Regions from separate parts of the Homo sapiens genome. Here regions 2, 3 and 4 are each linked to region 1. A link is a loop called in an ENCODE intact Hi-C map of the cell type or tissue named here. Cell type or tissue: endothelial cell of umbilical vein. All regions are shown on one strand. Region 1 overlaps EPS8 (EGFR pathway substrate 8, signaling adaptor). Region 2 overlaps PTPRO (protein tyrosine phosphatase receptor type O). Region 3 overlaps EPS8 (EGFR pathway substrate 8, signaling adaptor). Region 4 overlaps EPS8 (EGFR pathway substrate 8, signaling adaptor).

Region 1 (5,000 bases):
TGCCCTCCTAAGAACTGAGCTGTTCAATTCCAGATCCTAACAAAGAAATTTTTCCAGGATGCCAGTTTGAAATTTAGGAGATAGGAGATTCAGTGTTTACAAGAATGGTGTTTAATCTCAACTGCCTCTGTTGAAACCTCAGGCAAGGTCAGTTTTGCCAAGAGCCACATGACTGCTTCCCCATTATGAAGGAAATAGAATAAAACAATGTAGCATATTCTTGTAATTGTTGTATATGTCAAGAATGAAAATCAAAGATTCCAACTAATCAAGGCCCAGATGCTTCAGATTTGAAAAAATGTAAATGACCATCAATCTACTAATATAAATGGGCAAAGGACAGATGATCCACAGCATGGCTCACCACAACCTACAAATGATCCCTCCACCGATGTGACTGCCCCTGCAAACCTTACAGAAAACTGCTCCCCAAGAGGAGGAGAGCAAGCTTACCCACAAGGCAGTTTCCTAGAGTCCAAAGACCTATTCCTAAAAGAAAATAATACTTCTGTTCAGAAGAAAAATACCTTTGAGTTGCTTTTTCACAGCTATTGGAAATAATAAAAACTTACTGAGTATGTCCCAGAGCTTTTATTGTGGTATTTTGCCATAGTGAAAAGAAAATAGTATGAAGATGAGCAGCCCTAAGTGTAAATCCTGACTAACATCTCTCTGTGACCTTAGACAAGTCATTATCCTATCTCAGCTTCGGTTTACTCACCTGTAAAATGAGAATGATTGTTATGAGGATTATATGCAAAAGCACACACAGATCATTTGACATCTATATCTCTCAGTTCCTTTATTTTCCTGCAGGATCATATATTTAAGAGAAATAGAGAAGTTTTCTTTAAATACTAGTTATAAAATGAAATTCACTAAAAACCAGTTGTATTCAACCAATTACAACTCAAGAGAAATATATGACAATTAAACAATGTTACCAACTATGTAGTCACACATACAACTTTAGTGTACCATTCGAGGCTCGACCATAATTTTGGCTTACATAATTTTTCCAGTAATCCATATTCTCTCAAATACTCCTACATATAAACCCTCATTCCCACCACTGTCCTGAGCATATCTTGACTGACCCAACTTTAAGTGTCTATTCTTACCCTAAATGCCCTTTCCACTACTTTATACTTCCCATCTAGCAATTTCTCAATTCCTCAATTCCCACCCCTTTTTAAAAGTCTTCCCTTAGGCCAGGTGCGGTGGCTCACGCCTGTAATGCCAGCACTTTGGGAGGCTAAAGTGGGCAGATCATGAGGTCAGGAGTTCAAGACCAGCCTGGCCAACATGGTGAAACCCCATCTCTACTAAAAACACAAACATTAGCCGGACGTGGTGCTACACAACGTGTAGTCGTAGCTACTCTGGAGGCTGAGGCACAAGAATTGTTTGAACACAGGAGGCGGAAGTTGCAGTGAGCTGAGATCATGCCTCTGCACTGCAGCCTGGGGGACAGAATGAGACTCCATCTCAAAAACAACAACAACAAAAAAAGAAACTCTTCCCTAACCAACTCAACGTTAACAATATCTAGTCAATTGGCAATTATTTATCATGTTTAATGTTTTTTAATGTGGTTATGAAGAACCACTCTAACGTATTCTTTTCTATCTTCTAAACAATTCTGAGGTGTGGCAAACTAGTACAGTCTTTTGCAAAATAATCCCTGAACTGAAATTGTGCTATAAAGAGTTATATGTGTGGGCTAAAAGAGAAGTCATAGAATTCTAATGATTAAAGTGTATATTATCACCAATATAAATTCCTCTAAAATTTACATAACTGGTCACCTGACTCCACTCCTTTCTGAAGCAAAATTGGTGTGAAAACAGAAACTAATTTAGAAGTATAGAATTAAATTGAAAATTTAAAAAGAAATTTATTCCACAGAATTTCTACAGTCACAATTAGATAAAAGAGCCTCAATGCCAACTGAGCAGAAAAACCAATGAAGGCACTGCTCTTAGTGTAGCCATGTATCAATGATGATTTTAACATGTGAAAAGCAGAACTTTTGGTAAAAGCATGCCTATTTATATCAAGGAGGTTCAAAACTGACTCAGAGGAAAAAGTACTATGCTCTGACTCACCAAGACCACTTCCTGAAACACCCAATGTTTTTCTTGGAAGGAAGTCCATACAAGTGCCATTTCTTTCAAACACTGATTAGACAAAATTGAAGTCTATCACAAAATAGACAAAGGACATATATTTTCTAAACCCAGCCAGGTTTCAAAGTAAAGAACATTTTCATAAACATACGGTCAGGAGAAAGGAGACTTTAAAAATAGTCAAAAATTGGTAATGTAAGGTATATTATAAAGAATAAACTACTACCTACCTGTGTCCATCTTTATACCATAGTCTCTTAATGATAAACAACCTTATGACTTCAATCTGCTAAATTAACTAATATCTTTGGCTTCAAAATAGTCACTTTTTTAAAAGGTAATTCTTTTCTCTCTCTGAATCAACTGTGTCACCAATATTTAATAATAATTTACAAAAACAATAACACTTATTAAATCCATATATGTGTCAAACGTTGTTGTAAGTTCTTTGCATGCATTAATTCAATTGATAAGCATAACTCTAAAAGGCAGGTACTACTTTTATCTCTAGTTTACAGATGAGGAAACTGGGGCACAGAAGTGCCTTGCTCAGTATCACAGTTAGTACATGGTAAAGCCTCAGACACAGGCAGACCAACACAAAAGCCCAAACTCAGTTTCTATGCTATGTCTGTATGTGTGACTCATCCCCCTTTAGAATACTTGATAGTAACTTAAACACACTTAAGCATACACACACACACAATTACACATATACAGATATGTATTAACATTTCACATCTACATAATCCATGCCTGGATTCAGGTATGTCCTTCTCATCCATTAGTTTAAAATTTTTAATGTAACTAATTATATCAATAGGACTTTAGTACAAATAATACCAAGTCTTCAATCTGAAAGAACAACTACTTGGATAAGCTTTGAAACATTACACTGTCCAGATACATTTATGTCAATCTCACTTGTTTTTTAGTTTCGAAACATTGGAAATATCTCACAGACCTATAAAAACACCAAAATGATACTGCCCTGGACACGGCCCTTAGGGGAAGAAAAATAACATAACATTTCCTTCTTCAAAATAACAAGCAATTAAATGGGATCTTGCTGTTTGTTTCCTCTTGAGTAATCTAGACTAAAAAGAGTTCAAACATCTGACTCTTACAATATTTTGCTTTCAGTAGAAAGACATCCTTTTAGATGTCAAGTCAGCTAATAAGTATTCACTCATATTTATAACTGGTTCATGGAAACTAGTTTAAATATTAAATGACTACACATGTGAAAAAGAAATTCTTAAGTAGTTTGTGAGTCAGGCTAAGCACCATGAGATAAACCACATTTCTCTGCCGTGCAGATTATTAGGAGGCAGTATAAGAAGAACAAATTTATTCCAAAAGGGCAAAGTGCTTAGAGCAGCAGCCTAAGGAAACAGAATATATTCCCCCTGTTAACACCACTCTGGAGATGCTAAAGATTCAGAGGTGCTCTTGGAAGCCTGCCTGTCCAGTGTGATTTTAGGGTTGAGAGAGTATCATCCTATTTCCTTAAAATCTATCGTTTACACAGGCGACAAGGTGAATAAAATTCTAGCACTGGAAATTAATTCATTCTTTTGAGTTAAGCATTTTCATCCATAGGAAGCACTTTTAAACTACAAACACTTCTGGGAGTAATAATGTATTATGTCATTAACATTTAAGTGTGGATTATGAGATACTTTCTCCTAGGATAAGAGGACTCTGGGGTAATGTATGAATGTCTATGAGATCAGTGTCTGGAAATCTTCATAGAGCAGCAGCAAACTACTGAAGAAAAAAAATGCATGCTTAATGTTTTTACCTATCTCTAAAACATATATCCAGTATATTAAATATGAAGAAAAAAATTGCATGCCTAATATTTTTACCTATATCCAAAACACATATCCAATACAATATATAAATATGAAGAAAAAAATTGCATGCTTAATATTTTACCTATATCCAATACATATATATCCAGTATATTAATAATAGTGAAATTATGAAAGGAATTCTAGCTTATGCACGTAATGGTTATTAAAGGTAAACATTCAATAGAGTGAGCAAAACCACATAATAAGTTCATTCGAGGCTGGGCGCGGTGGCTCAGGCCTTTAATCCCAGCACTTTGGGAGGCCGAGGTGGGTGGATCACAAGGTCAGGAGATTGAGACCATCCTGGCCAACATAGTGAAACCCCATCTCCACTAAAAATACAAAAATTAGCTGGGTGCAGTGGCGTGTGCCTGTAGTCCCAGCTACTCGGGAGGCTGAGCCACAAGAATCGCTTGAACCCAAGAGGTGGAAGTTGCAGTGAGCCAAGATCACGCCACTGCACTCCAGCCTGGTGATGGAGCGAGACTCCGTCTCAAAAAATAAATAAAAATAAAAATAAATAAAGAAAAATAAGTTCATTTGGTATTTTTTGGACATTTATGCCTACAAGGTATTGTGCTTTGCATGATGACATATAATAAACATACTTTCTCTCCTCTGGGAACATTCAGTTCAGCAAGATGGATAGATATACAAACAGATAATTACAATGCATTTTAGTAAATGTTATTACTGTATGAACAATGTACTAGGAAAGTGTCTACCTATGGAAGCTGCTTGTAGGTTTCATATAGGAAGAGACAGTAACATCAGGTCTTGAAAGACAGTGAGGAGTGCACCAGTTGGTACAGGTACAGGTAATTAGAGAACATTCCAGACATATACAAAGGATATGGAAGGACATGAATTTCAGGGAATAGTGAGATATTCAGTGTGGCTGCAATACAGAATATATGAAAAGAAGATGTGATGAAGAAAAGCTTGATGCCAGATTGTGAGGGGCCTTGTAGAGCATATAAAGGAATTTGGACTTAATCTTTTAGGAGATGGT
Region 2 (5,000 bases), 100 kb before region 1:
AGCTCTGCACCCCACCGTCTCTTGTCACTGAAAAGGCTTGGCCATGGCAGACCTTGGCAGAGTTTCTTGCAAGATCTGGCCAGTGAGTCTCAGTTTCACCTTGCAGGGTGAATGGCAGAGGATGCCCATACCCTGCAGGTTAACAGCTTGGGCTCCTCAGGGGTTGTCAGTTCCTACTCACCTCCCTGCTACCACCTCCTCCTCTTCTTCTCACCCCCGACTCCTTTATTTCCCTTTTTGGACATTTTAATAATGTGTCGCACCATTCTCAGGAACAAACATGGTTAATGAAAGGTGGCAAAGGGATGTGTGACATTCTTAGATTTTCACACATGGGCAGTCAGGAGTGAAATGTGCAACCTTGGAAGAGCTGATACAATGTATGGTAAGCTGAAGTACGTTTCCAACACTGCTGCTCAGAGCATACAGAAGTTTTGCATCCTGGAACATTGCTTCCCATGAAACAAAGCACTTCATAAATATTTTATGTTTTTCTTGAGCACCCTTTCAAGGTAGGGATCAAATAGTGCCAGATCAATTTTCCCAAAAGGAAAGAGGAAGTATCCAGAGTTTAGACTGAAGGCTTAGAGTCAAAACTACAGGAAGGTCACACTGTTCTCTGGAACACTGTTGCTCTTCAGTTTGTAGAGTTTATGATGGAAAAGGCATCAGTCTGTCAAAAGACTTGTTTAATCCTGATAATGACTTTGGAATTATCTCTCCTGGGTCTCAGTTAATAAACTGAAGAATGACCTAATCATAACTCCATATCTTGCAACAGGTATAAGAAGTATCAGATACGATAATTGACCCAAAGGTGCTTTGTGTCTTGTTCTCTCATGTATGTTCCGTAAGGCTACTCTAACCAGTTCTGTTTCCACACCAGGACCCAACTTTAAGCATTCAGAAGGGAGGCTTCCAGAGCCTCTGTATTATTAACTAGGGTTTTTAAAATTCATTTGAGTAATGCTTTGTTCTAAAAGAACACAGGGGCCTTAGTGCATGTGTTCATAATAGCCTGTATGGCACACAAAAAGATCTAAAAACTTGAGCGTTACAAAACATTTCATTTTGAGTGCTATTTTTTTTTTCTTTTTTTTTTTGAGACAGATCCTCTCTCTGTTGCCCAGGCTGGGGTGTATTGATGCAATGGCGTGACCTTGGCTCACTGCAACCTCCACCTCCCAGGTTTAAGCGATTCTCCTGCCTCAGCCTCCTGAGTAGCTGGGATTACAGGTGCGTGCCACCACGCCCAGCGAATTTTTTGTATTTTTAGTAGAAACAGGGTTTCACCATGTTGGCCTGGCTGGTCTCAAACTCCTGACCTCAGGTGACCCCCCCACCTCAGCCTCCCAAAGTGCTGGAATTACAGGTGTGAGCCACCACACCAGGCCTTGAGGGCTATTGAGATCAAATTCCTTGGCTGCAAAAGATAATTTATGAAGTTAATTGAGAAACTACCATTAGGATCTAATTAATAAATGTAATAGTTGACAGCAGTATATCCATTACTTCATATGATGATTTCGTTTAACTTGAAAAAAGTGATGGATGACAGCATTTTTTGGAAAAGCATTTTAATTCGGGGTCTACAATTTCCCACTGTAAAGACAACATTGCCTCCAAAATGTAAAACTAGAAAAGTTACTACTTTTTTTTAATGTCAGATTTTATAATGTCTCTCCTTTCCTAAAAGCTGTTCCTACTCCCAAAAAGGTGACACAGCTCTCAAATGAGGCTGTGGTGTCAACAGGCAAAGCAGGATCAGATGCTTTGGATTTGAATTTTCTGCAGGCTACTTGATAGCTGCTTGCTAGAGGATTGGCCCTTAGCCAAGGAGTTAAAGTTACTGAGTCCAACCTCTAAGAGCCAAAATTCTCCCTGCTTTCTAGCAAGGAGGCCTTCCTTTACACCTCAGGAAATGTCTGATGTAATGTGCTTCAAATAGCTGGCTCGCTTCCTAGCTCACAGATCTCTAGTCTGGTACTTGGCACAGCGATGAAGTCTGAGAGTCATGCCCATCGCTGATTATAACATTCACTTTGGCCAAAGGGGTTATAAAGCAACAAAATATAACATGCAAAACCTGCAGACTTCCACCCCTGACTTTTAATAGCCTCATTTGGAACCATTTGAAGGAAATTTCAGCTGTGACATCTCTGACCCCTGGCCTTCCAGAACAGTAAGATTTTTTGCTTTTAGTTTTATCTGGTGATTATCACAAGGCCTTTTCCTGGTGGGTCACTGGATTAAAGATGAAGTATAAGGTTTAACTCTGGGAGTTGCATTACAGGAGGGTCATGAACAGACTGAAGGCTGTCCAGACATTGTCACTAGAACCACCGGAAATGTGGAGAAATAACAGGTTATGATAACAAAACCTGGGAAAACTGGGGCTATTAAATCTGGAGTAAAGGAAGTCATTTATTGAATCACTCAGTCAACAAATGTGTGTTTATCTAATCATATTGTAGGAATCACTCAATCAATCCATCTAAGGTTTCTTGACCACTTGCAATATGCTAGGCCCTATGGTAAGCACAAATATGAAGGCTTTTAAAAATAGGCTATATAATCAGTTTTAATACTGTTGTTGGAATGTTCAAGAAAGCCTTAGCCAAGTCTTTTTCAACATTTTTATTTATATCTTCCAAAACTTCGTCAACATATCTTCTGGACATACTCACCAGCCATCATATTTAATGATGTTCAATATTTTCCTCAATGGCTTATATAACAGAAACAACAAATGTTCATTGTTTTTTTACTCATAAACCACTAGAAAGCCTGACATGATCGCTCTTGCTTGATGAGAGTCACCAAACTAGTCCTGCCCTCCTGCTCATAACAAGAGTCTCCTCCACCGTGTTCCTGGTGGATGGCTAATTCTTTTCTACAGAACACTTTTAGAGGGAGGAATTGCTTCTAAGGTAGCAAAGCATTTTTTCTTTTGTTTACACATCCAAGGACCTTACTAATATTAAGAATGTATGAGTCTGTGCCCCTCATGGGCATAGGCTTGAAGCCCAAATCTACTTCCCCATCTTGGAAAAAAAAAAAAAAGATCAGGTTCTGTGGCTGCTTTGAATACCGGACTGGCTTCTCACTTGGCAGCAAAGGAGATGGCACCTGACTCAGGGAGCAATGGGGGTTTCTTTCTAATGTGCTAATCCCTTTATGTTCATATCCTCAACTTCAAAACATCATTAGGAAGTGAGAATACTCATTTCCCAGGTGACGAAGTTGAGAGACAATAAGGTGAAGAGGCAGCGTAGTTAAATTACAACTACAGGGTTAGAAAGTGGCAGAAGCAGGATTCCCGGCCAGCTCTGCCCAGCCCTAAACCTTTTCCCCCACAACTTCATGCTGTTTCTCGTTCATACTTAGCATGGATAAAGTGCAGTAGGATGGAATTAATAGATTCATCTCCAGGTAATGTGTTTAATATAGAGGGCAGACATTCAATTTGAGAAATGGTAAATCTCTAACCTTCTAAGAAAATCATTTATTTATTGAACCTTTCATGCCAGGCACCGTAGAAGGGGCTATGGCTATGAAGATGGATGCAACAAGATTCTTGCTTCTAGTTTACATTCTAATAGGGGAAATCAGAAGTAAAAATAAGGGCAACAAAGTGTAACAGACACCGTGATAGAAACACAAAAAGTATCCAATATAGGTCCAAGGGAAGGATAGGTGATCTTTTTTTTCTAGAAGGGTCAGGAAACACTATACTACTATATTAAAGTACTAATAACTATAGGGCCACATTAAGCAATACTAAAGAGGAACATTCATTGCTCATTCAGCAAACATGAAACACCCAGTATGCATCAGTCACTGGGGCCCATATGGATGACTAATCCTCCCACCCTGCCTTCTGAACCTATTCTTCTTGGCACCTTCCAAGGGGACCATTTCTCTTAAGATGTCCACAAACAGCTCCAGCTCATGTATCACTCAGCAGAATCTAGTGGATTTACTCTTACTGCAAACCTAACAGAGCATACTGGGACTACTTTTCAAGACCCTTTGCAGAGTTCTGGGCAATGGAATGTGTGCTTCCTGGCCTCTGGACCATGAAAATTACCCAGGAGCAACCTTCCATTCCACCCTCCCCCACCCCTCTTCTTTCTTGTCTCTCTCTCTCTGTGTGTGTGTGACTGTGAATGTGTGTATGTCTCTTTCTCTCTCTCCCTCTCCTCTACCCCAACACAGATGGTGGTGCCACAGATAGGAGGACTCTGGGTCCCTGAATCACCACTTGGGGCAGGGATATCTGGTAGCATTGGCCCATTATGTGATCAAGAAATAGATTTCTATTGCATTGTCACTGAAACTTGGTCATTGTCAGTTACAGCAATCAACCTGCCCTTAACTAATATGGCAGCACAAGGATAACCTTTACAACAATGTTCCATCTAAGTTACAATAGGAAGTTTTCAGAGCAATGGTGTGTGACTGCCCAGTAAAATTCCCAGAAGACAGTTAAAGATGAAGCAGTGCAGAGCAAAGTAAACCCACAATGCAAAACAAGGGTTCAGGAAAGGCCACAAAAGCAATAATGGTTCCTTTAATAAATAAACTTTTTAACAGAAATATATGAATTCTTCTTTATAAGTTGTTTTCCTCCAGGTTAGATCTCTCCTGATCTTTTGGTTGTCATTGCTTTTCACACCCCATCATAAGACCATGACTCAGGACACCCACTAGAACTTCTTACCCTTACACTAGGCCATTGCCTCTGAATCAGACTCCTGGATTCCTATTAACAATATACCCCAAAGTGGTTTCACATCAACAAAAGCTCACACATACAGGAGCCCATGAGGCTTGGTGTTTGGAGTGATGCTGGGCAACCCAATCCTTTACATTTTGTGCGTGTCCTGGTGCGTTCCAGGGCCATGGTCACAGTTCAAAGCCAGCTGACACGAAATATTTTTGTTCAGTTCTAAGAGCACCAAAAAGTTCAAAGGGCAGTTTAAACTAGAAAAAGTTAA
Region 3 (5,000 bases), 72 kb before region 1:
GTATAACAACTAAGTGATTCTTTTAAAATGTAAGTCAGGCTAGGTGGCTCATGCCTGTAATCCAAGCACTTTGGGAGGCTGAGGCAGGCGGATCACAAGGTCAAGAAATCGAGACCATCCTGGCCAACATGGTGAAACCCAGTCTCTACTAAAAATACAAAAATTAGCTGGGCGTGGTGGCATGTGCCTGTGGCCCCAGCTACTCGGGAGGCTGAGGCAGGAGAATCTCTTGAACCCAGGAGGCGGAGGTTGCAGTGTGCCAAGATAGCGCCACTGTATTCCAGCCTGGCAACAGAGCAAGACTCCGTCTCAAAAAAAAAAAAAAAAAAAAAATGCAAGTCAGATGTTGCAGCCCCTCTGCTCAAAACATTCCCAAGTGATCCTAATTACTCCCAGTAAAAGGCCCTACAAGACCTCCACCACTCTAAAGCCACTCCACAACTCTTCTGGAGCCCTTCACTCTTGCTCCCAATGGCTCCCTTGGTGCTCTTCAAATTTAAAGGCCACTCTAGTCTGCTCTGTCTGGAATGCTTTCCCCCGCATCTCCACATAGCTTACTCCTCCCCACCTTTCTATTTCCCCTGATGTATATAAAACTGCAATCCCTCCCCAAAAGCACTCTCTATCCACATAGTTTTATTAGTCTCCAAACCACTTACCACCTTCTTGATAGATAGTTTTGTCTATCATCTTTTTTTTTTTGAGAAAGAGTCTCACTCTGTTGCCATACTGGAGTGCAGTGGCACAATCTTGGCTCACTGCAACCTCCGCCTCCTGGGTTCAAGCGATTCTCCTGCCTCAGCCTATGGAGTAGCTGGGACTATAGGCGTGTGCCACCATGCCCATGCCCAACTAATTTTTGTATTTTTAGTAGAGATGGGGTTTCACCCTGTTGGCCAGGATGGTCTCAATCTCCTGACCTCGTGATCCACCCACCTTGGCCTCCCAAAGTGCTGGGATTACAGGCATGAGCCACCGCGCCCAGCCAACTTAATCGTTTTTTAACCTACCTCCTTTCATTAAAATATAAGCCTGAGGAGAAAAAGGATGCTTCCCTTTTTTGCTTGCATCTATATCCTAATACGTGGAACGGTGCTTTAATTCAATAAATACTTGTTGAATAAATGAATGAATGAGGCATTCTGCTGACTTTTTCACCGAGACTTTGAGAATCATCATGTACAAACCCCTTACATAACCAGATAAGAAAATGAAGGCCAAAAACAGAGAAATGATCTGTCAAAGTCACATTTCAATTAGTAGAATAATTTAGCTAGAACTGGATCTTCTGACTTTCAGCAGAGGGCTGTTTTATAGCCAAAGTCATTAAAATCACCTTTGATTAACTTCCCTAGCTACTCCTTTTTCCTAGCCATTTATGCTAATGGAAAAGATGTGTGTGTATATGAACATACTGTCATGACAAAAATAGGAAAGGCATAAAAGTACAGGAAGGGGAATCATGTGTCTGTGTATTTTAAAATATGTGTGTATATATACATAGGTACATTATGTTCGTTGTTTGTTTTCACTTTCAAGAAATAAGAACAATCTAATTAAGTTGGCAAGTGACAATAACCTGGTCACTTAGGGAGCTTTTTGTGACCAATGTTCTATGATTTTTCCCCCCTAGGGAAAGGGTTTTAGAAAGTGTTTGGTGCCCCTGGGAAATAAGGGAAAGTGTGAATAGTTAGTGTTATTTCAGTCTAATTTTTTTTAATGCCTCAAGTATCTAGGAAATCTTTTGAAGTAATCAAAAAAGGGGAAAAGGGGAGGGAGGGAGGGAGGGAGGAGTAGGGGGTGCTAGAGAGAGTAAGAGAGAATACTATTGATTGTTACATTTAAGTATACATTATGTGCATTTCATTAGCTACCTTTTAAAAAATCACTACAACAAACTGTCAAACAGCATATGAGTGCATCTCAAAAGAATAAAAAATAAAATGTATCACCACACTAAAAGATTTGGTTTCTCATCTGCTGACTTAGTCAGTATATCAATCATCACCAGTCCACAGCATAGTTTTCTTCCAGGAAGGACAAAAAAACCTCCACCTAACATGTTCCTGGGCTTTTGCTTTCCATTTCCAATGTTCTAACACACAACAGCAAACCAGAATAACTTTACACCTTTCTAAAGTAACACTCTGATTACAAAAGATTAAATTCGAATAAAAGGACTACCATTTCAAAGGAAATGGGAGAAATACAAAGCAACTAAAGTTTGGCATCTTAAAAGCGATAAAAGGAGAACCTTTTGGGATCCTGCGATAAAACAGCCTGAATAGCTTCTATGACACAAGGCTTCACAGTTATTTTGAATAGGCAACACACAGACTTCCACAAAAGGGCTTCACTCTTGCCACTTGCTACGTTGTAAAAACAGGCATGTTGGCTTTTTTCCCCTGTTCATAGCTGCTACTTGATAGATTTCTATGAGTATTTACTTCCTAGTTCCTTTCATTTTATTTTTACCAGAAGTTTAGGCAGTAAGCAGAGAATGTGGGTAGATGAGTAGGCATATTTTGAGAGAAATTTGGCTATCAATAAACACACACTGAAATATGTGCTACTGTCTGGTTCTAAAAGAACATTAAGCCCCAACATTCATTCAGAGAAAAACTGTTCTGCAATAAAGTTATCAAGAAATATTTGTTTTATAAAAAGAAATATATTTATTTAATGCCAAACTGTATTTTTGAGATATTTTAAAAAGGAACTTACATAAGTTGCAAATATATTGTAAGATTTTTAATATTCTAAGGAAACAAGTATGTGTGTTAATTTTGGGAGAGATGTTTATATTTTATACACCAATGCCACCCTTTTACTTATGAAAAACAGACTTCAACATGATGAGTCACAATTATCAGGAGAGTTCTCTATCTTTAAAAGTATGCAAACTATGCCTCTTTCCCACTAGGTTATTCTTGGTTTCTCAGCGTGAACAAAGAACAGACTGTCCTAACCCACACACTGCTCCAAATGGGGACTGGAGGCCGATGAACTTTGATCCTAGCTAGGCCTGGATAAAGAGTCCCACCGTGTCAAAGATGACTGTGCTGACGTCTCTACGGAGGGAAATGCTATAAACTTGTGGGAAGAATAAAGAAGAGAACAGTCATTTCTAAGAGGAAGTTTTCTCCTTAGGGAACTCAATAAAAATATTTATAGAAATTTCTCATCTTAAAACTATGTCTTTAGTGTATTTGAAAAAGAAAACTCTTTTTAAAAACTCCACATAATTTTAAAAACTTAGTAGCATATTCTATTTTATTATGGTTCTACACACTCACGCACACAGTTGTTTTTGCTGTACAGAAAGAGCTAATCACTTTTCCAAAACTTCATTTTTCCTTTAGTTTCCTGGCAAGATAGATATGACAGTCATTTAAATTGGACATACCGTGGGAGAAAAATTAATGAGTAAAAGTAGGCTTATGCTTATTGCATTTAACCAGAATTTTTAGAATTGTTAAATAGTAATAGTTTTAGTGTCTTTTTTATTTTTTATTTTATCAAGAATGTCCACAACTGAACAGATGTGGCAATAACTTACTGACGTGAGAAAAACAGTAGGATGAAAATGGGAGTGAAAGATTCAGCCATTTAGTTTTGAACATAAATAGAAAGCATCCAATCTCAGCTATAAAGTTAATAGTTCCATACTGGTATCTGGATGTCAGAGATGAGTTTTAATACGATGACTAATTTGGGAATCATTCTTTTCCCAACAATATAAATAGTATTGAAAGAAATGGAAATAGAATGAACTACAGTAAAAGTATGTTTATGTGGAAAACGAAGGCAGAACCCTAAGAGAGGCCCACATTGAGGGAAAGATAGATATCCATCTCTCTCTCTCTGTCTCTCTATCTCTCTCTCACTCACACACACACACACACACACATACACACACACACTTCATATACTTTTGTCATATTGGGGAAATATGAAATATCTTCATAGCTCTGGTTTTCCAAGAGTTTTTACACATCAAGTATAGGTAAAGCCAAGTAACTTTATAATACGTTTAAAACACCAAATTTGGAGATTAAATTGACATGCCATATACTACAAGGTTAAACAAAATTTATCTTAAAACTACCTTCAGTTTTCAAAATATCTACACTGCTATTCACCAATAATACAAATAAGGATAATCCAAAGTTGGTCATAGTGTCTTTTTAGTTTACTTAAATATGGTTTTCATAGAAACCATTTATATGAAACATCAAATTTCAAGTTATGAAAATATGGCACTGAAGTGTAAGTCACATGAAATTTGAATTTGGAGGCTAAATCTGAGACTACTATTGGCAGGTGATTATATTAACATAGTGTGATTGTGCAGCTACTGTGAATAGCAAACAAGAGGAAGAGAAGTAGGAAGGTTATGATGATGATGATGATGGCGACAGCAGGATGTAGTTAGTGACTGCATATTACGTGTCATACAGGGGTCAAAATCAGTCAGGGGTTTTCAACCTCAGCACCATTGATATTTTGGGCCAGATAACTCTGTTGCTGGGGACTGTCCTGTGCATTGTAATTGTTGCTAAGTGTCCCTGGTCTCTACCCATTAGACATCAGTAGCATCCCCCCAGTTTTGACAACCAAAAATGTCTTCAGGCAATATCAAATGTCCTCAGAAGGATGGAGAAGAAGACAAAATCGCTCCTGGCTGAGAAGCACTGAAGTAGATGCTTTCTATGCATTATCTCATTAAATCCTCACACTTATCCTATGAAGCAGATACTATTATTTTTCTCCACTTTTTAGATATTGAAGTGCTGAGAGGATAATTAAATCATTGAAGGTCAGGAAGCTGGCAAGTGTTGTTTTGGTATACAAATTCCAGGATGTCTGGCTCCAGAGTCTGCATTCAATTATCATAACAGATTGGAAAAGGAGTAGAAAGGCATGCATTAGAGAGTGGAGAGAATACTTCCTGTTTCTCAGAACTACGTAGCTGATGAGAAACCAGGTGAAAATCTTTG
Region 4 (5,000 bases), 64 kb before region 1:
TTTATTCCTATTGCTCATAAAGAATACAATTAGAATGCATTACATGTAAGAGTTATTCTTGTTTAATTAGCTGATTTTACAGAAGGTAATACTGCATGCATTATCGTGTGATTGTAATGAGCTTTAGTTTCAAACTTTCTAAGCAGCCTGAACATAGAACATTTAATAAAATTATGTACATGTGCATGTCAGACAGTAATTATCAATACTTTATATATGTATAAAAACACATATATATATTTATAGTGGGTATTATTCAAATTATCATTAAGAAGTCTCTGGGAAAATGTCAATACATGTGACAGAATAAAAAGTAAACATCTTTGTCTAAAAACCATGCCTATAATTAATGAGCAGAGTCTTCTGATATTAATTTTTAAAAAACACTTTTGAAGAACTGAATATTATCAGGAGGTTGGCCTGGCTGGAAGAATATAAGCCATCTTTGGTAAAATCGTCACTCTATCCAGCAGTAGCTAAATGTCTGTACTGAGCTTAAAAAACAGAGCACTAATAACATAGGCTGAAATTAGTAGTGTTAGCGGTTTAGTAGTCACCTGTACAAAACATTTCCACTTTTATTTTAGGGTGATTTAAACATGTATATAATGAATGAGAAGATTTTATACCTAGACTGGATTGTAGAGATCACATAACTGACTCCTTCTATTTCATGACCAAGCAAATTGGAACACAGAAAAATAAAATGCTCTCTTTAAGGACTAGAACCCTCACCTACCAATACCTAGATTGGGGCTTTTCACACAGTATCATATTACAGTATCTCTTGCTAGACAATAAAGAATATGGGAAACGTTTTGTTGAATTCACGTGACCACAGAGACTGGACATTCATAATTACTTGCATCTTGGTAGAGTAAGAATACCTATAACAATAATAAACGCATAGATAATAATTAAGAATATATGAAAGACTTCTTTAGTCAGTCCATTGGATATATAATAAATAACATCACGGGAGGAGGTGGTTTCTGCTCTTGGCATATACCTTGCAAATTTAAATGGGCAAAAGGGTAATTCTAGCAGACGAGCAGTCACAGGGCTAGAGGTCAGAGAATCAAGTCAAAATAAAGATCAGGAAACTTTATGTGGCAAGTAGCTTCCAGGTGGGGAGAAAGAACCCTGGATGTCCATCTGCTGCCCAGCTAAAATACTACAAAGCCTTGGAATGCTCTACAACATTTTTATCAAGACATGTTATCTCTCCATAATCTCTCCTCAGCATTTACTTCCTTTTCTCTGTGGTTTATTCAATCTTTTGTGTCAATATCTTTTGTAAATTTTTATTACTTTCTCTTTTATGTTTAAAACTTTGCTGAAGCCATGGGGGAAATACATTAGGTGGGAATGGTTGTCTTTACAGAGCTGTTAAAAATCACTTCAAATGTGAGGATATTAAATAGCCTAGACTCTCAGGGACACCAGGTGGCAATTCAACACCTATTCACTGCCTGGTATGAGCATCCCTGTCATCAGAACAGAATCTCTGATAAAAAGTGTGTGAACAATAGGCAAGAGCTGCACTTGTGCCCTTCACCCAGAAACTGCCATTATTTATATATATGTCTTTATAGGAAATGTAAGGGTATAAAAATAAGAGTCATGACTGTCCCTTTTTTTAAGTATTTGGTGACTCACAGATGTTGCATGGAAATAGTTTACATCTAATTCCCTTATTTCCACCACTTACAAAAATGTCCTATTCTAAGTAAATCATATAATTTGGGTTATTTTCCTAAATTATAAAATAATGAACAATACCATGAAATCCAGTGAATGGATACATAAAGCAAAAATCAAATTCCAAGGATTGTGACTGATCAGATCAACTTTTATCACAGTATAATGCAAAGTAAAGCTATTCTGAGAAAATATCACTTTAAACATTAATACAGAGAAAAACTATGGGTTTATACAAAAAGAGATGACAATCTTTGTTTTTTCTTCTTTTTCTTCTTGTTTTGAGACGGAGTCTCGCTCTGTCGCCAGGCTGGAGTGCAGTGGCACAATCTCGGCTCACCGCATCCCCTGCCTCCTGGGTTCAAGCGATTCTCCTGCCTCAGTCTCCTGAGTAGCTGGGATTACAGGTGTGTGCCATCATGCCTGGGTAATTTTTGTACTTTTAGTAGAGACAGGGTTTTGCCATGTTGGCCAGGCTGGTCTCAAACTCCTCACCTCAAGTGATCTGCCTGCCTCGGCCTCCCAAAGTTCTGGGATTACAGGCGTGAGCCATTGTGCCCACCCGAAATGAGAACCTTTTATAATCACTATTCTCTAGAACAGCAGAATGCAACACAGCACAGGCTCTGGATCCAGAGTGCTGGGGCCCAATCCTGGCTTCATACAGCTGTATAAATCTGGGCAAATTATTTCTCCTACACCTTAGTTTCCTACAAAAAAATGTGCCTCCTTCACAAGGTTGTTGTGGGAATCAAATGAATTTGGATTTGCGAAGTGCTCAAACAATGCCTGGCACAGCATGAGCACTGGCCACGGGCATATCTTCTCTAGAGAGGAGTATCTGTGAATGTTGTTTTCTGTGAATGTGAAGCAAATTTAAGTAATGAATCATTGCTTCCTTTTGGCAGCATGGTGCAGGAATCTAAAATATTTTTGTTAAAGTTTCTTTATATTTCTTCAAAGTTTTGATATCACTGGATGAAAGAGACAGATGGAAGAGAAAACAAATGTGTGGGCCATATCTGAGGAGGAGAAAGAGGGTCACGCTGCTCTTGATACAGCAAGCATGCAGGAAGGAGCAAAGCCATGGCAGATGACCTGTGGACTCATGCAGGCTTTCGGGAAGGATCTGCTCGGCGCTAGGCTTTCTATTGTTCTTTTTACCAAGTGTGTGAGATGCCAGTACTCAATATGTATTTGTGGAATGAGTGAATAAAAAGATGAGTAAGACATAAAATTGTAATCCAGTTGAGTTTTATAAGGTTAGGGTATTAGGATCAGTGGAATCTACATAAATATGGTGGTATCTTAATTATCATTCTGAAATAAGTTGCAGGATTCTTCCTTAGATATTTTAGATATGGGTATCTGGTGTTGTAGAGATATAAAACAGTAGATATGGGTATCTACTGTTGTAGAGATATGAAACAGTAGATATGGGTATCTACTGTTGTAGAGATAGAAAAATGACTGGCACATATTTCCAAGGATGTTTTCTTTTCCATTTTACTCTATTCTTTTTTTAAAGAATATATTATAAATGTTTTGAGAATAGGAATCCTTTTAGAGTAGGATTTATGCCAGATAGCAGATAGCAAAGCAGACTGTGAAGCTTGCTTATTAAAATTTTACAAGGTCTTAGTGGTTTTGTTGAGCTCAGCCCAAAATTTTCAGGAGGTGTTAAAAAGCAGATTGTTTTTAATACATTTTCAAAGTAGGGCCCTCAACCTGAACAGCATACGCTTCTGCATACACACAGAAAGCTTCTGTACACATTTCTACACACACCACTACATTTGTAGTTGCAACCCGAATTTTTAAGAAGAGAGTAGGATAGTGTTGAAAAGTTTAAAACGAAATAGCCAAATAGGCAATCCCTATAAGAACCACAAGTTTCTATTTACATAAAGTAGCAAAACAAACTCCTGAAACTTGTGAACTCTTAAAAACATTTCTTGGGTTGTGCCAAAGTTGACAAAAATAAAAGATGAGGTTCTGTTTAAGAAAGGAGGAATAGGTTTGACATTCTCTGAAAATACTTTCCCTGCGTATGATATATATTAATAGTTTTGGTTCAGTTTTAGACAGAAGCAACCTTTTAAACAGAAAAGTCAACTTATGGCTCAAGCCAAGAATCAGAATTAAAGAAAAAGACAAGACTGAACAGTAAACAGCAAAAGGTAAGAGATATTAAACTTTTCAGGAATATCAGGTAGGAGAAAATTCCTATTATAGAATTCATACTATTTGCATGTTTTTTATTTTATCGCAGTTTGCTTATTCCTAGCAACCACACACACAAATAAAACAAATTTGGATAATTGTTTTCAAAACTTAAAATATAAACTCTTGCCTTTTGCTCACATATGGGGATCAGGGATATCCTTTATGAATAGTGCTTCTCATAGCTTACCATGACCTGCATATTAAAATTAGTTGATATAGCCCAAAGGTATGTACTCTACCATTATTTTAAGTATAGGTTTCAAGCATATACTACCTCTATGGGAAAGAAAATGAAGAACTGGTATTCATGAACCAGACAGAAGCATATATTATATTAGGTAAACAGATATTAAACTCAGAAAAGTAGGAACTAAGAAAAGAAAAAGGTATAAAAACTAAGAAAATTCACTTCAAAAACCCATGGGAAATGGAGGAGACCATACCTTGAATAACTCAAACTCCTTCTTTGGCATCAACAGCTAATGACAAATGATGAACATAAAATAAGTACATAATATATATATGCACATGAGGCCAGCCAAAACATAACACAGCAAATAATTTCCATTGCCATCACTTTAAGTTACCGAGATAGAGAAACTATACACAAATTCTTTATTTTGAATGTTTGCTTGATTCATGGATTCTAGTAAGGCCAAGTCCCTCTGGATAAGCACAGGACTGACACCAGGCATGAATGTCATGAGGAGCCAAAAGTACTGAAATAAATTGTCACGGCAGCAGAAGTATGACCACAATTCCAGCTTTGGACAATCTGTATTTTTTTAAGCCTAGATCTGGCATAAAAATTAACTATTTCACTGCATATTCTACGCAGCTTCTACTCAAATTCATGACATTATTATGAGGTCAGATGTGATCTTTTTCTCGAGACTTTGAAAATTAAAAGAGTTCTTTCTGGGGGAATGAGAAGCCACCCCAGGTTCACTGGCTGTACCTGAGAGAGTCCATCCATTCTGTCTTTGTTTACAGACCTAACTCTAGAGAGCCTGGCACAGGTCTAAAATTCCGGAGTTTAAGAGCAAGTTAATTCAGATGTTAGGGTGAATGAG

What was found. Hi-C counts contacts between places; a loop is a spot of excess contacts. Peaks named below come from ENCODE experiments on the same cell type or tissue, not always from the same donor. Only the 100,000 strongest peaks of a DNase experiment are listed, where the experiment ranks them.
Region 2: a loop joins it to region 1, with 5 times the contacts of the local background. A loop is called at or near these places in 11 of 110 quality-filtered maps.
Region 3: a loop joins it to region 1, with 4 times the contacts of the local background. A loop is called at or near these places in 6 of 110 quality-filtered maps.
Region 4: a loop joins it to region 1, with 5 times the contacts of the local background. A loop is called at or near these places in 7 of 110 quality-filtered maps.

Annotation. Positions count from the first base shown.
Region 1 is chr12:15,698,665-15,703,664 of GRCh38, forward strand. All of the region lies in intron 1 of EPS8 (EGFR pathway substrate 8, signaling adaptor), which reads right to left. Among named protein-coding and RNA genes, the nearest start is that of EPS8, 88 kb to the right of the region's middle. In endothelial cell of umbilical vein, no CTCF peak of the experiment used is centred here; DNase peaks (open chromatin) are centred at 2,107, 2,747 and 3,137; H3K27ac peaks cover 2,793 bases.
Region 2 is chr12:15,597,575-15,602,574 of GRCh38, forward strand. PTPRO (protein tyrosine phosphatase receptor type O) reads left to right here. Exons shown (of 27, transcript NM_030667.3): 27 at 1-757. Among named protein-coding and RNA genes, the nearest start is that of EPS8, 190 kb to the right of the region's middle. In endothelial cell of umbilical vein, no CTCF peak of the experiment used is centred here; DNase peaks (open chromatin) are centred at 1,987 and 2,237; H3K27ac peaks cover 812 bases.
Region 3 is chr12:15,626,317-15,631,316 of GRCh38, forward strand. The region is part of intron 18 of EPS8 (EGFR pathway substrate 8, signaling adaptor); the gene reads right to left. Among named protein-coding and RNA genes, the nearest start is that of EPS8, 160 kb to the right of the region's middle. RefSeq lists an enhancer at 2,939-3,083 and a cis regulatory region at 3,004-3,017. In endothelial cell of umbilical vein, no CTCF peak of the experiment used is centred here; DNase peaks (open chromatin) are centred at 2,345 and 2,985; H3K27ac peaks cover 3,113 bases.
Region 4 is chr12:15,635,056-15,640,055 of GRCh38, forward strand. The region is part of intron 17 of EPS8 (EGFR pathway substrate 8, signaling adaptor); the gene reads right to left. Among named protein-coding and RNA genes, the nearest start is that of EPS8, 150 kb to the right of the region's middle. In endothelial cell of umbilical vein, no CTCF peak of the experiment used is centred here; DNase peaks (open chromatin) are centred at 1,556 and 2,756; H3K27ac peaks cover 2,650 bases.